Regions from separate parts of the Homo sapiens genome. Here region 1 is linked to region 2. Evidence: chromatin loops called from intact Hi-C (ENCODE). Cell type or tissue: psoas muscle. All regions are shown on one strand. Region 1 overlaps NCOR2 (nuclear receptor corepressor 2). Region 2 overlaps NCOR2 (nuclear receptor corepressor 2).

The links. Peaks named below come from ENCODE experiments on the same cell type or tissue, not always from the same donor. Only the 100,000 strongest peaks of a DNase experiment are listed, where the experiment ranks them.
Region 1: it touches region 2 in a loop (6-fold over the local background); 2 of 110 quality-filtered maps call a loop at or near these places.

What each region holds. Positions count from the first base shown.
Region 1 is chr12:124,323,765-124,331,764 of GRCh38, reverse strand. It overlaps NCOR2 (nuclear receptor corepressor 2), which reads left to right. Exons shown (of 49, transcript NM_006312.6): 46 at 867-920; 47 at 4,132-4,356; 48 at 5,395-5,574; 49 at 6,182-7,350. The coding sequence ends at 6,363. Among named protein-coding and RNA genes, the nearest start is that of MIR6880, 9.5 kb to the left of the region's middle. In psoas muscle, no CTCF peak of the experiment used is centred here; DNase peaks (open chromatin) are centred at 3,404, 4,244, 4,723, 6,532 and 1 weaker place; H3K27ac peaks cover 3,638 bases.
Region 2 is chr12:124,396,722-124,404,721 of GRCh38, reverse strand. NCOR2 (nuclear receptor corepressor 2) reads left to right here. Exons shown (of 49, transcript NM_006312.6): 16 at 2,161-2,318; 17 at 4,049-4,221; 18 at 6,541-6,603. Among named protein-coding and RNA genes, the nearest start is that of MIR6880, 63 kb to the right of the region's middle. RefSeq lists enhancers at 792-1,435, 1,436-2,080, 5,036-5,535. In psoas muscle, CTCF peaks have their summits at 4,884 and 5,975 (motif pointing right); DNase peaks (open chromatin) are centred at 411, 4,921, 5,681, 6,681 and 1 weaker place; H3K27ac peaks cover 1,906 bases.

The DNA of each region.
Region 1 (8,000 bases), 73 kb after region 2:
CTTGCAGATAGTCACTGGCTTGCCGGGCACGGTGGCTCATGCCTATAGGCCCAGCACTTTGGGAGGATGAGGCAGGAGGATTGCTTGAAGCCAGGAGTTCGAGACCAGTCTGTGCAACATAGCAAGACCCCATCTCTACAAAAAACTTTAAAAACAGGCACACACCTATAGTCCAAGCTACTGGGGAGGCTGAGATAGGAGGATTTCTTGAGCCTCGGAGGTCAAGGCTGCAGTGAGCTATGATCACACCACTGCACTCCAGCCTGGACAACAGAGCAAGACACTGTCTTAAAAAAAAAAAAAATCTCTGACCCAGGCTGGTAACTCCAGGGCCCTGTAAGTGCAGTCCAGGGAACCGTAGCATCAGCATCCCCAGGGTACTGGTTAGAAATGCAGGCCCTTGGCCAGGCGCGGTGGCTTACGCCTGTAATCCCAGCACTTTGGGAGGTCAAGGCGGGTGGATCATATGAGGTCAGGAGTTTGAGACCAGCCTGACCAACATGGTGAAACCCCGTCTCTACTAAAAATACAAAAATTAGCCAGGCGTGGTGGCGGATGTCTGTAACCCCAGCTACTCGGGAGGCTGAGGCAGGAGAATCACTTGAACCTGGGAGGCGGAGGTTGCAGGGAGCCGAGATTGCACAACTGCACTCCAGCCTGGGCAACAGAGCGAGACTCTATCTCAAAAAAAAAAAAAAAAAGAAATGCAGACGCTTGGCCCTGTCCCAGGCCTGCTGCATGAGAACCTGCAATGCACAAGTTTCCCCAGGTGATGCCAGCACACCTGGCCTGGACCACACGGGACTGGTAGGGCAGGTAATTCCCAGAGACCTGGGGGCCTCACCCACTCTGTCACCCGCTTCCAGATATCAGCCAGCCTGGGACGGAGATCTTCAATATGCCCGCCATCACCGGAACAGGTAACCCATCCAGCCCTTGCTATATGGCTGCCCTGGTCCCCTCCGCTCCCTCCCCACCCCTGCTCCAGCTGTCATGAAGGGACGAGGAGCCTTCGCTAGTCTGGGTGTACCCCCTCATTCTGGGATGAACTAACCGCACAGTAGGATTCAGAGTCACACAACAGGCAGGCGAGGCTTGTTCCCTGTGTAGACAGGATCCTCGCTGTGCAGGGAATCTCTGGAGTTAAGATCCCCTCGGGTGGTTAGTAAGTATCAGATGCACCCTCACCAGCTGGAAACTCACCTTGCTTCTTCGCCAGCCTCAGCTGGAGATGCACATGTCTGGACGAGGGGTGGGCCTGAGCTCAGAGCACAAGCCTCCGAGTTCACTCGGGCGTTTGTTATAGCTAGAGCTTCATTCCTTAAATCCAGCCAGGGAACTGGGAAGCCTTACTTTTTCTTTCAAGATCAAATACAGGTGTGTGGCAGAGATAGGTGTAAAATTGACACGCACTTTTAAGCTGAAACTTAAGACTTCTATGATCTTTTGGACTTAGGGGTCCCTTGAGGTTGGAGCCCCATCCTCTAGGAGGGCCCCATTGTGTATTTCCTTGGTGAGTCTGGGGTGTGGCCTCTGGGGGTCACTCTGCATGGGCAGGCCTGGCCCAGTGGGGCTGAGGCAGTTTTGGGGTCGGCTGCCTCTGTGTGGGTGCCTGGTTATCCTCTGGTCCTTTGGTGGAAGCTGAGGCCAGGATGGAGGTCGGAGAGGTTTGCTGATCTTCCCTGGGGAACATTCCTGGGCCTTGAGCCCTGGGAATGGTGAGCGAAGGATAGTCGTTCAGATATTATCAGGGGGTCAGCGAGGCCTCCAAATGGGAGTCCCAACTAGGACACCTCCACCTGCCCAGTGACTAGACACCGGGGGCATTGCCAAGCCTCAGGCAACGGGAAGAAGACAATTTGGTCGAAACAACAAGAGGGTTAGAAATGAATGTTCCTGGGATGTTCTAAATCTTGAAGTAGGTGCTAGACACACAGGTGTATCTGTGTGTAAAAACTCATGGCATGGTACAGTGAAGATTTATGCTAACACTTATATATAAATATTTTGTATTTATCTTTTTAAGACACGGTCTTTCTGTCACCTAGGCCAGAGTGCAGTGGTGCAATCACAGCTCACTGCAGCCTCCGCCTCCCAGGCTTAGATGATCCTCCTACCTCTCAGCCTCCTGAGCAGCTGGGACTACAGGCATGCGCCACTGCACCCGAGTAATTTTTTATCTTTTTTGTAGAGACAGGCTCTCAATATGTTACCCAGGCTAGTCTTGAACTCCTGTCCTCAAGCTGAGGATCCTCCCACCTCGACTGATTTTTGTTTTTTGTGTTTGTTTGTTTGTCTGTTTGTTTGACAGAGTCTTGCTCTGTCGCCCAGGCTGGAGTGCAGTGGTGCAATCTTGGCTCACTGCAGCCTCTGCCTCCCGGGTTTCAGCAGTTCTTCCACCTCAGCCTCCCAAGTAGCGGGATTACAGACACCCGCCACTACACCTGGCTAATTTTTGTATTTTTAGTAGAGACGGGGTTTCATCATATTGGCCAGGCTGATCTCGAACTCCTGACGTCAGATGATCCACCCACATTGGGCCTCCCAAAGTGCTGGGATTACAGGCGTGAGCAGTCACGCCCAGCCTGATTTTTTCTTTTTATGCAGTTTTAGTCCACAAGAAGAAATTTTCCAGGCTCCAGTCTTTGCCACTCAACCTGTGTCAGACTTCACCTTTATAAATGGAGATCGTTAAGCCTGGAGCCAGCTCCATCAGGTCACGGACTCGTGGCCTTGGGTAGAAGGCCCAGTCGCGCTGCTGTGATTTCAGCACTCACCCTTGTTGGAAATGTTGCTTTTTCTTCATGCACATGGCTGTTTTTTCAAAAGTGCTGCAGAAATGTGGCCAAGACAGCAGAAAAGGTGTGAGCATCCCTGGCTACAAACGTATTTGAAACCAAAAGGGAAAAGAAAACGCAGGCAGCCAGCAGTTGCTACAGAAACGTGATTTTCAAAGCATCTGCATCACCCGCAACCTCATGGAAGCCTCGGTTTGGTTTACAAAGGAGCGAGTGGTCGGAAAGACGATTTGACCACTTTGTATTCGTATGATTCATTCGGAGCAGAAGTTTAAAACTCCATGAAACACTTGCCCCGTGGTGGGCACGGTGGAATGGGGCTTCACTGGGGGCTTTTGAAAGCAAAGGCTGGTTTAACAAAAGTTCTGAAAAGACAGCACCTCTGGGGGGTGTGCAAAGGCCCCCACCTCCACGTGGTTCACAAGAAAGAAAAAAGGGAAAGGAAATGTGGTTAACAGAAAAGGAGGTTTCCCCGATTGTCAGGAGGTGTTCTGGAAGCATCCTCTTGGGACCGGTTTGTTGATTCGACCACTTTGTCCTTGGGACTGGGCAGCTGGGCCAGCTGGGGCCGGACCAGGGCTGGTCCCGTGATTGTGTCTACTTCTGCCCTGTCCCCTGCACGCACCGTAACTGCATGGCTATGACCCCGCCCTCAGCGTCCGTCTCTGCACCTCTTTCTCCTCATGGCTCCTGGGTGGGGAGAGGCAGAGGGAGGAGAGCAGGCCCAGCTTGGTGGGGAGGTACGGGGCTGCACGTCCCATCACACAGGTGGAGGTGGGGCAGCGGGAGGACCATCTGGTCACCTTCTCTCTCTCAGTCCCTTCCCCAGCCCCCAGCCAGCCCCCAGCTCTGGCTTGAGCCAATTTTCTAGCAGCCTGTTCCCCAAACAGGGTAGCCCTCCCATCTCCCACCCTCTCCATTAAGGCCACTTGAGATTTAAAAAAAAAACAAACAAAACAGCCCCAGCTAGGATTGGAGGTGCAGACGGGGCTTGTGATTTCCCAGAGGACAGAATAGGAATGAGAATAGGGGCTGGTGGGGGCATCTGACCTCCCCTACCCCACCTCCCTGGCAGTGCCCAAGAGCTTCCGGGGCCCCAGGTAGAAGGAACCAGCCTCTCCCCTTTTATCACCACCCAGCAGGAAAAAAAGGGTGGGGAGGGATAGGGAAATAAATATGTTGCTTTGCCGAAATGTGCTCACTGTGTATTTCTCTCTCCTCCTCCTCCTCCTCCTCCTTCCCTCTCTCTCTCCCTTCTCTCTCTCTGTCGCCCCTCTGGCTCCCCCTCCCCGGCCCCCATGTGTCTGTCTGTCTGTCTGTCTCTCTCTCCCAGGCCTTATGACCTATAGAAGCCAGGCGGTGCAGGAACATGCCAGCACCAACATGGGGCTGGAGGCCATAATTAGAAAGGCACTCATGGGTAAATATGACCAGTGGGAAGAGTCCCCGCCGCTCAGCGCCAATGCTTTTAACCCTCTGAATGCCAGTGCCAGCCTGCCCGCTGCTATGCCCATAACCGCTGCTGACGGACGGAGTGACCACACACTCACCTCGCCAGGTCTGCAGGCCACCCCCGCCCCGCCCCCGTCTGTCCCCACCCCCGGTGTGATTAATCCTCGCTCCTCCGCGCTCCTCTGACAACCCCCTCCTCGAGCTTTGGAGCTTGTGACTTTATTTTTGTGCGTGTTTGACCTCGTTCTGGAGTTTGCTAATCTGAAGCTGGGCTGACACCCCCCAAGTGTCTGTACCCTCTGCCCCCCAGCCCCGGCCCTCCTGCCCACTAGGCCCGAAGCGCTGCCGCCTCCCTCGGACACTCACACTGCTGTCCGCCCCCCAGTCCTCCCGCCTTCCTCCCTGCGGGGACCCGGCTTCTTGGCCCATCTGTCTCCTTGGGGGAGAGCAGGCTGGAGTGAAGCCCCACCCACACTGTGTGGACAGGGGAATGGCAGCCAGGCCTGTGCTCAGCATCTGCCAGGCCCACTATGTGTCCTCAGCTGCCCCTTAGCCTGGTGGGGAGGAGCCCAGGGTCTGTCTCAGCCCTGGGAGTCAGGGAGCCTTAGGGGTCAGCCTGGTTCCCCATCAATACCCTCTGTATCGGGGCAGGGAGCTGAGGAGAGAGTTGCAGTTGTCCAACCTGGACACTGAGGCCCCAAGAAGCTTCTGGAGCCTCTGTGGGGGTCAGGCCTGGCCTCAGGGGTCCTGACTTCTCTGCACGGGGCCTGGATCCTGCCTAGCCTTAGCATGGTCCTGGGGCCACGCTCAAACTGGAAGCCCAGCTTCATGCTTAGGGTTCCAGCCCCTGGGGCTGGGGTCGCTGCAGGACAGCCCAGGGGGCTATTGCAAACAGCAGACAGTTTAGCCACCTCCCCCTGCCCAGCAGAAACTATCTCCACCCTCCAGGCTCATGGCTGGCCATCTGGTCAACCCTGGCTTCCCAGCTGGGGCGGGCAGCAGGGAGGAGGGGTTCACGTTACTGCTCTCCCTCCCTCTTTGGAGGGCCCATGGCAGGACCTCACCCTGCCCCTGTGGCCCCACCGTAGCGTCGGTGCTGTCTTCACTGCCCAACGCAGCCCCTTCCCATCTTGTCCCCCTGCAGGTGGCGGCGGGAAGGCCAAGGTCTCTGGCAGACCCAGCAGCCGAAAAGCCAAGTCCCCGGCCCCGGGCCTGGCATCTGGGGACCGGCCACCCTCTGTCTCCTCAGTGCACTCGGAGGGAGACTGCAACCGCCGGACGCCGCTCACCAACCGCGTGTGGGAGGACAGGCCCTCGTCCGCAGGTGGGCACCAGGTGGGGACAGGGCTGGGCTCGCTGAGCCCCCAACACTGGGCTGTGAATGCTGCCGGGGCACTGAATGCTGAGCGCCTGCTGCATGCAGAGCTCAGACTCGGGCCTGTTCTGTGGAAACGCTGTCCAGGGGCCTGGGCAGCTGAGCCTGGCTCACGAACCATCAGGATGCTTCTGCCAGGGGCACAGGCAGAGGAAAAGGGTGTGGTTGGGGCCGGCCAGATCACATGGGCCTGGTGGACCATCCAGGGGAGCCTGGACTTCCTTTGATGGGTAGTGAGGAGGCGTGGAGGGCTTTCGGAAGGGAAATGCTCATCTAACATAGGGTCAGAAGGCCCCTGGGAGAATAGACCAGAGGGACGGTGAATAGGCTACTGCTATAGTCCAGGCAAAAGACAGCGGCAGGGTGTGAACAGGGACGGAAGTAGAACAGGTGAAGAGAGGCAGACGGTTCTGAGACCTGTTCGCAATTAGAAAGGTCTGGGAGGACTGTTGGACAGAAACGCTGAGGCCTCTGTTCCCGGTGTGGTGGGCAGGCGGCCAGCAGGGGCTGCCGGGCTCACAGAGGCCTCCTGGGCATCTTTCGCTTCTTCCCGCAGGTTCCACGCCATTCCCCTACAACCCCCTGATCATGCGGCTGCAGGCGGGTGTCATGGCTTCCCCACCCCCACCGGGCCTCCCCGCGGGCAGCGGGCCCCTCGCTGGCCCCCACCACGCCTGGGACGAGGAGCCCAAGCCACTGCTCTGCTCGCAGTACGAGACACTCTCCGACAGCGAGTGACTCAGAACAGGGCGGGGGGGGGGGCGGTGTCAGGTCCCAGCGAGCCACAGGAACGGCCCTGCAGGAGCAGGGCGGCTGCCGACTCCCCCAACCAAGGAAGGAGCCCCTGAGTCCGCCTGCGCCTCCATCCATCTGTCCGTCCAGAGCCGGCATCCTTGCCTGTCTAAAGCCTTAACTAAGACTCCCGCCCCGGGCTGGCCCTGTGCAGACCTTACTCAGGGGATGTTTACCTGGTGCTCGGGAAGGGAGGGGAAGGGGCCGGGGAGGGGGCACGGCAGGCGTGTGGCAGCCACACGCAGGCGGCCAGGGCGGCCAGGGACCCAAAGCAGGATGACCACGCACCTCCACGCCACTGCCTCCCCCGAATGCATTTGGAACCAAAGTCTAAACTGAGCTCGCAGCCCCCGCGCCCTCCCTCCGCCTCCCATCCCGCTTAGCGCTCTGGACAGATGGACGCAGGCCCTGTCCAGCCCCCAGTGCGCTCGTTCCGGTCCCCACAGACTGCCCCAGCCAACGAGATTGCTGGAAACCAAGTCAGGCCAGGTGGGCGGACAAAAGGGCCAGGTGCGGCCTGGGGGGAACGGATGCTCCGAGGACTGGACTGTTTTTTTCACACATCGTTGCCGCAGCGGTGGGAAGGAAAGGCAGATGTAAATGATGTGTTGGTTTACAGGGTATATTTTTGATACCTTCAATGAATTAATTCAGATGTTTTACGCAAGGAAGGACTTACCCAGTATTACTGCTGCTGTGCTTTTGATCTCTGCTTACCGTTCAAGAGGCGTGTGCAGGCCGACAGTCGGTGACCCCATCACTCGCAGGACCAAGGGGGCGGGGACTGCTGGCTCACGCCCCGCTGTGTCCTCCCTCCCTCCCTTCCTTGGGCAGAATGAATTCGATGCGTATTCTGTGGCCGCCATCTGCGCAGGGTGGTGGTATTCTGTCATTTACACACGTCGTTCTAATTAAAAAGCGAATTATACTCCAGTTACAAAGGTTTCTTCTCTACCTCAGACTGGGCAGCCAATAGGGCAGGCGTTTAGGGGACAGTGGGAGTATACCCCTGGAGGGCCAAGGCCACATCCGCCTGAGTCACCAGGGAGTGGATCCTTTTGCAAGTTGAATATTTATACCCTTGGTAAGGACATCACCATGAGGACATCAAATAGTCACATCTGTGGTGAAGGTCTCAAGTGTTCACACCCATGGTAAGAGTGTGTCAGATGTTCACATGGGTTCACACCCATGTGTCAGGTATTCACATGATGGTCAGGGTGTCATGTTCACACTCATGGTGAGAGGGTGTCAGGTATTCACACCCATGTATCAGGTATTCACACCATGCTGAGGGTGTCAAGTAGTCACACCCATGGTAAGAGTGTCAGATGTTCATACTCATGGTGTTAGGTATTCACACCATGGCGAGGGTGTCAGATGTTCACACATGGTGTCAGGTGTTCACACCATGGTGAGGGTGTCATGTTCACACTCATGGTGTCAGGTATTCACACCATAGTGAGGGTGTCAGATGTTCACACATGGTGAGAGGGTGCCAGGTATTCATTCCCATGTGTCAGGTGTTCACACCGTGGTGAGGGTGTCAAGTGGTCACACCATGGTGAGAGGGTGTCAGATGT
Region 2 (8,000 bases):
TCCTCTGTACCAGCCTCTTCTTCCTTGGGGCTTTTCTGAGGACTTGGAGGAGAGCTGCGGTGGGGAAGGCTCGTAGCTCAGGGCCTGGCCCAGATGCATCCCTCTCCCAACTGGCCCCTGCCTGCGGCCTGATGGGTGTGGAGCTGCATTTACTGGCCATGCCGGAGCAGACATTAGCCTGATTCGTTGGTCCATGGGTGAGGCCCCAGGGGGTCATGGAGCCCCCACCAGCCTAGGTGCAGGGGCTGATGGGCAGATGCTCTGGGAAGGAGGCTCCGTGGCTGCTGCTCCCATCGGGAGGGACGCCACAGCCCAGGTGGGGACTTCTTGGCACAGACGTAGCTGAATGTGGTCTCAGGAGACACCAAGCCCGTGTGATTCAAAAGCCCCGGCCCTGCCCAGACTCTGGCCCTGGGCTGTTGCCAGGGACATCTGACCCGGGGAGACGGCATCCATGCCGGGCAGCCCAGGGGCCAAGGCTCTCTCCCCAGCCAGCCACATCACTCCTCCCTCCCCGGGTCCCTACCTCTGCCCACATCGGGCAAATGTGGACAGAAAGGATACTGTGTAGGAACAAGCCAAAAAAACCCTCCCTGCCCCAGCTTCCACCTCCAAAAGAGGCTTCACCTGCCGGCTGTTTAAACGTTACGTTTGAGGGTTCGAGGTCAGGAGAGGGAGAACAGGTTGATCCCAGGATGCCGGGCACCTGTTGGGGAATCAGCAGCAACCTGGGGGCCGGGGGGTCTGTTCCAGGTCGGGCAACTCTGCCCCTTCCTGGCTCCTCTTACAGAACATGGTGGCAAGGGATTCCTGGGGAAAAGAGGCAGATGCAGGCCCGAGGCTCTGCCCTGGACCTGGCAGCAGCCTCAGGGAGCCCACGGTTGCCTGCAGCAGTCAGACACTTGCTCTGTTTTTCTGCCCCATCCTAAATGAAAAGAGGCTGGAGAGAGCGTTGTGTGCGGGTCAGGCACCTGTTCCTGGCAGGAAGGAAAGGCAAGAGAAGGGAGTCTCTCTCACCTCCCCGATCCCTCCTCTTCCATCTGCTTGGAGTTCTTGCTCCCTGGTTTGAAACATTGCCGTGACTGTGCCCCTGGTACACATTAAAAGGCTTTGGGGTTTATTTTTATTTCGCTTGGCTCAGAGGGATGGAAAGATGGTCTGGTTTGGCAGCTGCCTGCAGGGAGGACCTTGGGGTGTCCAAGAAAATCAGTGTGTGCTTTAAAAGAAATCAGGCGGGATGACAGGAAATCGGGAGGCGGTGCCAGGAGGAGCTCACACTCCCTCCTCTATCTCGGTGAGGGGAGGGGCGGTAGGCCCAGAGTGGCTGGGACAGGTCGGGGAGGCAGATGACAGGAAGAGGCCCAAGTAAGGAGGCTGGCTTGGCTCCCAGCCTCTCTGATCTGCTCTGTAAAATGGGCTTGTTCTGTCCCCCTGGGGTGCTGGCATGCGAGGGAGACCAGGCCCAGGCAGCAGAGCAGCCACCTCCACGCAGGCCTGGGGCCTTCCTGGGCTCTGGGGAATCAGGGGCATCCCCCCACCTCCCCGTTTTACAGACTCGGAGACCGAGGCTTAGAGAGGTGGCCTGAGCTCTGTCGGGGGCAGGGCAGGGCTGGGGCATCAGGGGTGTGTCCCCAGCTTCCCAGATGCTCAGGCACCCCTGCCGAGGCTCACCAGGGCACCTCTCTCAACCCAGATCACATCTGCCCCTCTTAAATATCCGGGCCAGATGCGGATGTAAGCATGGTGAGGATTCTCTCATTTCAACCTCCCAGCCCTCAGCTGAGGCACAGGCATGCTGAATACCCCCATTGTCAAGGCGAAGGAGTCGGCACAGAGAGGTTAAGACCCTCATCCAAGCTCACACAGCCACTGTGTGGAAAGGGCAGGAATTGAAGCCAGCACTTCTGACACCAATGCTTCCTGCCCCTCACCCCGACTCCGCCTCCCCAGGCCCCTAGGGCGGCAAGACCCCAGGCCGTGCCTCTCCCCATCTCATGCCAGTGGGGCCTGGCTTCCCGGTTGTTTATGACCTCTTCTGGGTGGACTCCACGGGTTTTCCTCCTCCTCCCCCAGCTCAGGCTGAGCCCAGGTGCAGAGATTCACCTGTTCACGGTTTTCTTCCCTCCCCACTCCCCTCTGCCCTCCCCCGGGGTCTGACAGCAGCAGCAACAACAGCAGCAGCAGCAGCAGCAGCAGCAGCAGCAGCAGCCCATGCCCCGCAGCAGCCAGGAGGAGAAAGATGAGAAGGAGAAGGAAAAGGAGGCGGAGAAGGAGGAGGAGAAGCCGGAGGTGGAGAACGACAAGGAAGACCTCCTCAAGTAAGGCAGCCTGCTGTCCCCTGCAGGGCCCGGCCGCTGACCCAACCCGGGTGGCACACGGTTCTGGGGGACCCTTTGTAGAGACGGGTGGGGTGCCCACCAATTGCCTGTGAGCAGGGGGGAGGGCTTTCTGCTCGTTTGCCCCTGACAGCCCCCCTTCCGGAAGCCCACCCATCGCCCTACTCCTCCTCCCTGGCTCCCCCCTCTCCTCCGCCCTCGCTTTCTTTCTCCAACCCTCTGGAGACTTTAGAGACTGATAGCTCATTTGAGCTCCACTCCTGAGCTAATAAATCCAGGCAATGACTTTGGAACTCTCTGCCTCCCTGCTTCCTCCCGCTCTTTCCTCCTGAGGCGCCAGGAAGGGGGAAAGGGGGATCAGAGGCCCTCCTGGAAGGACTAGGTGTGCAGGCGGCTGCTGTCACCTTTAGAATCATCGATGGCAGTGTGAGTTCTTGCAGATCAAGGCACAGCCTCACCGCGGGGGCCGTGACAGCCTCCTGTGCCTGCCAGGGGCTGCAGGAGTGCAGCCAGCTGGAGAAAGGGGGGCGGCACGACTTAGCGCCAGGTACCTGTAATGGGCTCAGGAATTTGGCTTCAGAGAACATCTGGCTTCCTCACCCCGTCTCCCAGACGCTTCCAGCAAGGGCCTTTCAGGAAGATGAATGGGAAGGCAGAGGTGATCAATCTGAGCCTCCCGCAGTAAAACTCTCCCCAGTCACTTCTGCGAGAGCCCCAGCTCGGGTATCGAGGTTGTGAGCACCCCCACACACCACAGCTAGGCCTGCAGGCTAGGCCTGCATAAAACCAGCAAGAGAGTTTCCTCCTGCCAATGTCTAAGATGATGCCCGGCCCTTGATAATACTGAAGGCCAATGTATTGCCTCTTATAGAGCCCCTCTGGAAATAGCTCCTCTGTGGCGAATAAAATGGCCCTATAAATTGCTGCCAGCCCACGCCCCCATTTAGTTCACCAAATAGTCTTGCAGACAGTATCTCTCTATTTGGTGCATAAAATGGTCTTGCAGATAACCACCAGCCCAGAAGAAAGTAGCCTTGCAGGAAAGCTCCCAGTACCTCCCATTTGGGGAATAAAATAGCCAGCCAATTAACTACCTGTCCACATGGCCTTATTGGTGAATTAAGTTGATAGCCCAGGTTACACCCCCATCCTTTCTTTTTCTTTTTTTTTTTTTTGAGACAGGGTCTTGTTCTGTCACCCAGGCTGGAGTGCAGTGGTATAATCATGGCTCACTGCAGCCTCGACCTCCCAGGCTCAAGAGATCCCCCTACCTTAGCTTCCCAAGTAGCTGGGACCATCAGCATATGCCACCACGCCTGGCTAATTTTCTGATCTTTTTCTTTTGTAGAGATGGAGTCTTGCTGTGTTGCCCAGGCTGGTCTTAAACTCCTGGGCTCAAGCAGTCCTCCAACTTCGGCCTCCCAAAGTGCTGAGATTACAGGTGTGACCCAGCACACCTGGCCGCAACTCCCTTTTGAGAAATAGCATGGTGTTGTCCTGCCAGCTGTACTCCCACTTCTGGTGAACATGGAGCCCCTGCAGACTTGCCCCTGGCCACCCTCACCTCAGGCCTCTCCCCCTCTTTCCTAGCGTCCGATTAGTGCCATGGCTGGCAGCCAGTGCAAATCCAGCTAAAGAAACAGTCTCCTCCAGTGGCTGTTTGATTTCCCGGCTCGGGTGAAGCCATCCTATCTCCCCTCTCTGGCCTGTAGGGAGAAGACAGACGACACCTCAGGGGAGGACAACGACGAGAAGGAGGCTGTGGCCTCCAAAGGCCGCAAAACTGCCAACAGCCAGGGAAGACGCAAAGGCCGCATCACCCGCTCAATGGCTAATGAGGCCAACAGCGAGGAGGCCATCACCCCCCAGCAGAGCGCCGAGCTGGGTGAGCTGGGGGCCAGGGATGCGGGTGGGGAAGGGGCTGGAGACACGGCGGGTTGCGCTCATATGAAAGTTTCGTGCAATTTGAGTTAATTGGCAACAGCCAAGGGGTTGGTGTAAGTCATGGTTGGAGTCAAATCCCAGCGCTACCTACTGGATGTGCTGTGTGGCCCAGCATGAATTCCTGAACCTCTCTGTGCCTCAGGGTCCTCATGTTCTCAGTGGGAGGAATCGGTGGTTACCTCTAACGTGGGGGGACAGTTGTAGTCACTTGCTATGTGAGAAGCACCTAGAACAGTGCCTGGGGTGTAGGAAGAGTTCAGTGGCTTCAACCACAGTGATTTCAGAGCAGGGAGATGTCACAAAAAATTCCCAGTGACCAGTTCCGGATTTTTTGGTTGTCGTTTTTAAAACAGAAGATCTGGCCACGCTTGGCCCAGGTTCCCATGAGGTGGCTGTTGTTGGGAGCCGAGTAACCACCACTCCTTCTTAGAATGTCATGGGCTCTACTTGTCCCCACCCAGCCTCTACCCTGGTAGGCATCTGGTTTTGTACCTTCACTTCCGTGGGCCTCAGTTTCCCCTTCTGTTGAGAAGGGTGTTCATCCCTCACTACCCTCCCAGAAAGTAGAAAAAAATGAGATGATGTGAGTGGCAGTTCCCAAGATTCGCCGCAGGGGGCAGCGGTGTGCGTCTGTTGTCTCTACTTTGTTTAGCTGTTAGGGTCCAGCCCTCCAGCCACTGCGGGAACCCACCCAGGGGCCCAAGCGCTCAGGCCGAAGCCCCGCCTGCCAGGGCTCATTCTCAGGGTGGAGATGCTGCTTCATCTCCCACAGACCCCCACCGTCCCCTGGGGTCCGGGTCATGCACCTGTCTCTTCTTCTCGTGGGATGTAGTTTGGACCTATTTCATAAATGGCCCACTCGAAGCTCAGAGAGGAAACGTTCCCTCTCTAAAAATTTCATTGTAGCTGGGGTTAGAACTCAGCCCCATTGGCCACAGAGCCTATGCAGCTCCTGCAGATATTTTCCAGCTGCCTCTTGGTGGCGGTGTACTTGGAGGCCCAGGGTGAAAGGGCTTTCTTCCTGCCTGATCTCTGGGGATAGTCCTCTCGGACCCAAGGCTGATGCTGGGGGCTCAGCCGCAGGGTGGAAAACACACTCCTAGGCCTTCCATGTCTCTTCTGGCACTGGGCACCCTCAGCACCCCTGGCACCCCTGGCTTCTGTAGGCTTCCTCTGGGAGTCCTGTGGGGAGGAATGGGAGCATCGATGAGGTCCCAGAGAGGCCCAGGCTGTGGCTGCAGAGATGGGGGAGGCTGGGGTGGCTCTGGCCTGTCGGGGCTGATGGGGCTGCCCATGGGGGTGGGGGCCGTCTCCCCTCTTCTGCTGGAACCTTCCGCCACTCCTCAGCCAGCCTCTGTTGGACACATACTCCCCCTGGCGCAGTTCCAGGTGCTGAGTCCATGGAGCTGACGTCCCTCGCACCCACCCCACTCATGGGTCTTAAGCAACTGGAAAGGAAGGGCCAGGGCTCACATCCAGAGGAGCTCGGCAGACAGACCCAAAAATAGTGCCACTGCAGAGATGCAGCCACCTCCAGCCAACCCCAAGGCCAGGTTGTGTCCCTTCCCAGTAACACCAGAAGCCCCTCCTTGTCCTGGATGAGTGGGGGTATGAACATTCCCTCTGGAGCAGGGCTTCTCCGCCATGGGCGATTTTACTCCCCCACTAGGGGACGCCAGGCAGTGTCTGTGAACAGTTTTGATGGTCACAATTGGAGTAGGGTTGCTGGAGTCCAGCGTGCAGAGTCCAGGGTTGCTAAGCATCCTGCCGTGATGGGACAGCCCCACAGTAATAGAAGAGCTGGGCTCCGAGAGGGTCCTCGGTCAGATGAGGTCCCGGCCCACCTGAAGCTTGTGTCCCACTGTCGCCACGTCACCAGGTGACCCCTTTCCCAACAGAGTGCAGGCAGAGGCAGTCATGGTCAAGGCCCTTGACTGCTTCAGTGTCCCCTTCTATAAAATGGGGTGATCGCAGGTGCCCCGACTTCAGCGGCTTGTGTGGAGGTTGGCCCCGACCAACGGCACGTGGGACTGCCCAGCACAGCTCCAGCCCAGCATAAAGGCTCAGGGAGTCAGGTGCCACGGTGGGTACTGGCTGGGGAGGGGCGTCTGAAATGTGGCCTTCCCACGGGGTTCAGAGCCGTGCGGTGACACCGTCAAGGCCTGGTCTACTCCCTCCCTGGCTCAAAGGAGAGAAAAGGGCAGAAGGCAAAGTGCCTCCTCTCCCGGCTCCTGCCAATAACCTGGCATCTTCTTTTCAGCCTCCATGGAGCTGAATGAGAGTTCTCGCTGGACAGAAGAAGAAATGGAAACAGCCAAGAAAGGTGAGGGGTGTGTGGCGGCTTTAAGCCTTGTTGGTTTGCATCCAGGGCGCCTGAAGCTCACGTGCTGGGGAGGGTGTTGACACATTTGGCCTTGAGCCAGGGGCTGTGGTGAGGCCTCTGGTGAGGTTCTGGTTCTGGGCTGTTCTCAGGTTTGTCACCCTGGAGCCTCAGTTTTACCTTCCAGAAAATGGGTCTGTGCAGCTGCGCTGTCAGGCTTGTCTTTGTGACTTGAGGGCGCAGCTCAGAGAGACACAGCTTGTGCTGTGCATGTAGTCAGCGAGTGGCTTCTGGGTGACCTCTGTGGCCAGCACCTCTGGGCCTTGGGGACAGAGCAGTGGCAGCACACCTGGGTATCTCGGGACAGTCAGAGCTTGCCGGCGGCCATCTCGGTAGAGTCCTGGGGTCAGGGAGACCTGCAGGGCGTTCATCCAGCCCTTAGAGCCCCAAAGGTCCTATCCTGGGCTCAAGTGTGCTGGGGCTTTGGAAACCTGTCTCAGGTTTGAGCACCCCAATCTGGGTGACGGGTTCTGGAGTGGATGGGGACACCCAGGCCGTTGGGGACAGTCGTGGGAGTGGCTCACACGGCAGGGAGCCAGCAGGCATTGGTGCTGGCAGCAGAAGCCATCCCGAGCAGATGGCCTTGTGATGTGCAGCACCGTGGGGGCTGGGGTCCAGTGCCTCCTAAGCCGGATCCCCTCTCAGCTGTGCTGTCTCCTGGCCAAGATCTTTACTTCCCAGCACAGTGACCTGCCTCTGGGCCTCGGTTTGCCCGTCTGTTGAGTGGGAGGGTCGTCTAGGTTGGCTGTGCGGAATCAGATAACCCTGTGTGAGGGCCCATGGTGGGCTGAGTGGGAGCGAATCTCCTCCCTCCCTCGGCCGTGCCTGGCCTGGGGCAGGGGCTGTCGGAGCTGGCGCATCACTGGCAGCACTGCTGAGGCCGGGGCAGCACCTGGCTCCCACGGCACGCTCACTCTCGGTTATCTAAGAGGTGGGGCCTGCTCCTGTCCCCGCCCATGTCCCTGTTTGTGGGCAAGGAGCCAGGAAGCAGAGGCCAAGGAGTGCCACGGGTTCCGGAGCTGGTGTGTGGGGCTGGGAGCAGGCCCAGGCCCCCACTCCCCGTCCCTGTCCCGTGCTTGGTCCCGTGGCCCTGCTGGAGTCGAGGCTGTCTGTGACGTGCGGTTTCTTTGTGCAGAAAGCTCCAGGTCGTGACTTATGGAGGGAACAAAGGCCCTTTATAGCAAACGCTCTTGGCACATAAGGGCAGGTGTATCTGAGAACAGCCTGGATCACGGGGCTCCTGGGCCCGGCCCCGTCCTCCACTGTAGTTGTGGGGGGTGCTGAGGGTCCCCACAGCCCTGAGAAGACCCCCACAGCCCCCGCCCTCACCCCGGGACCCT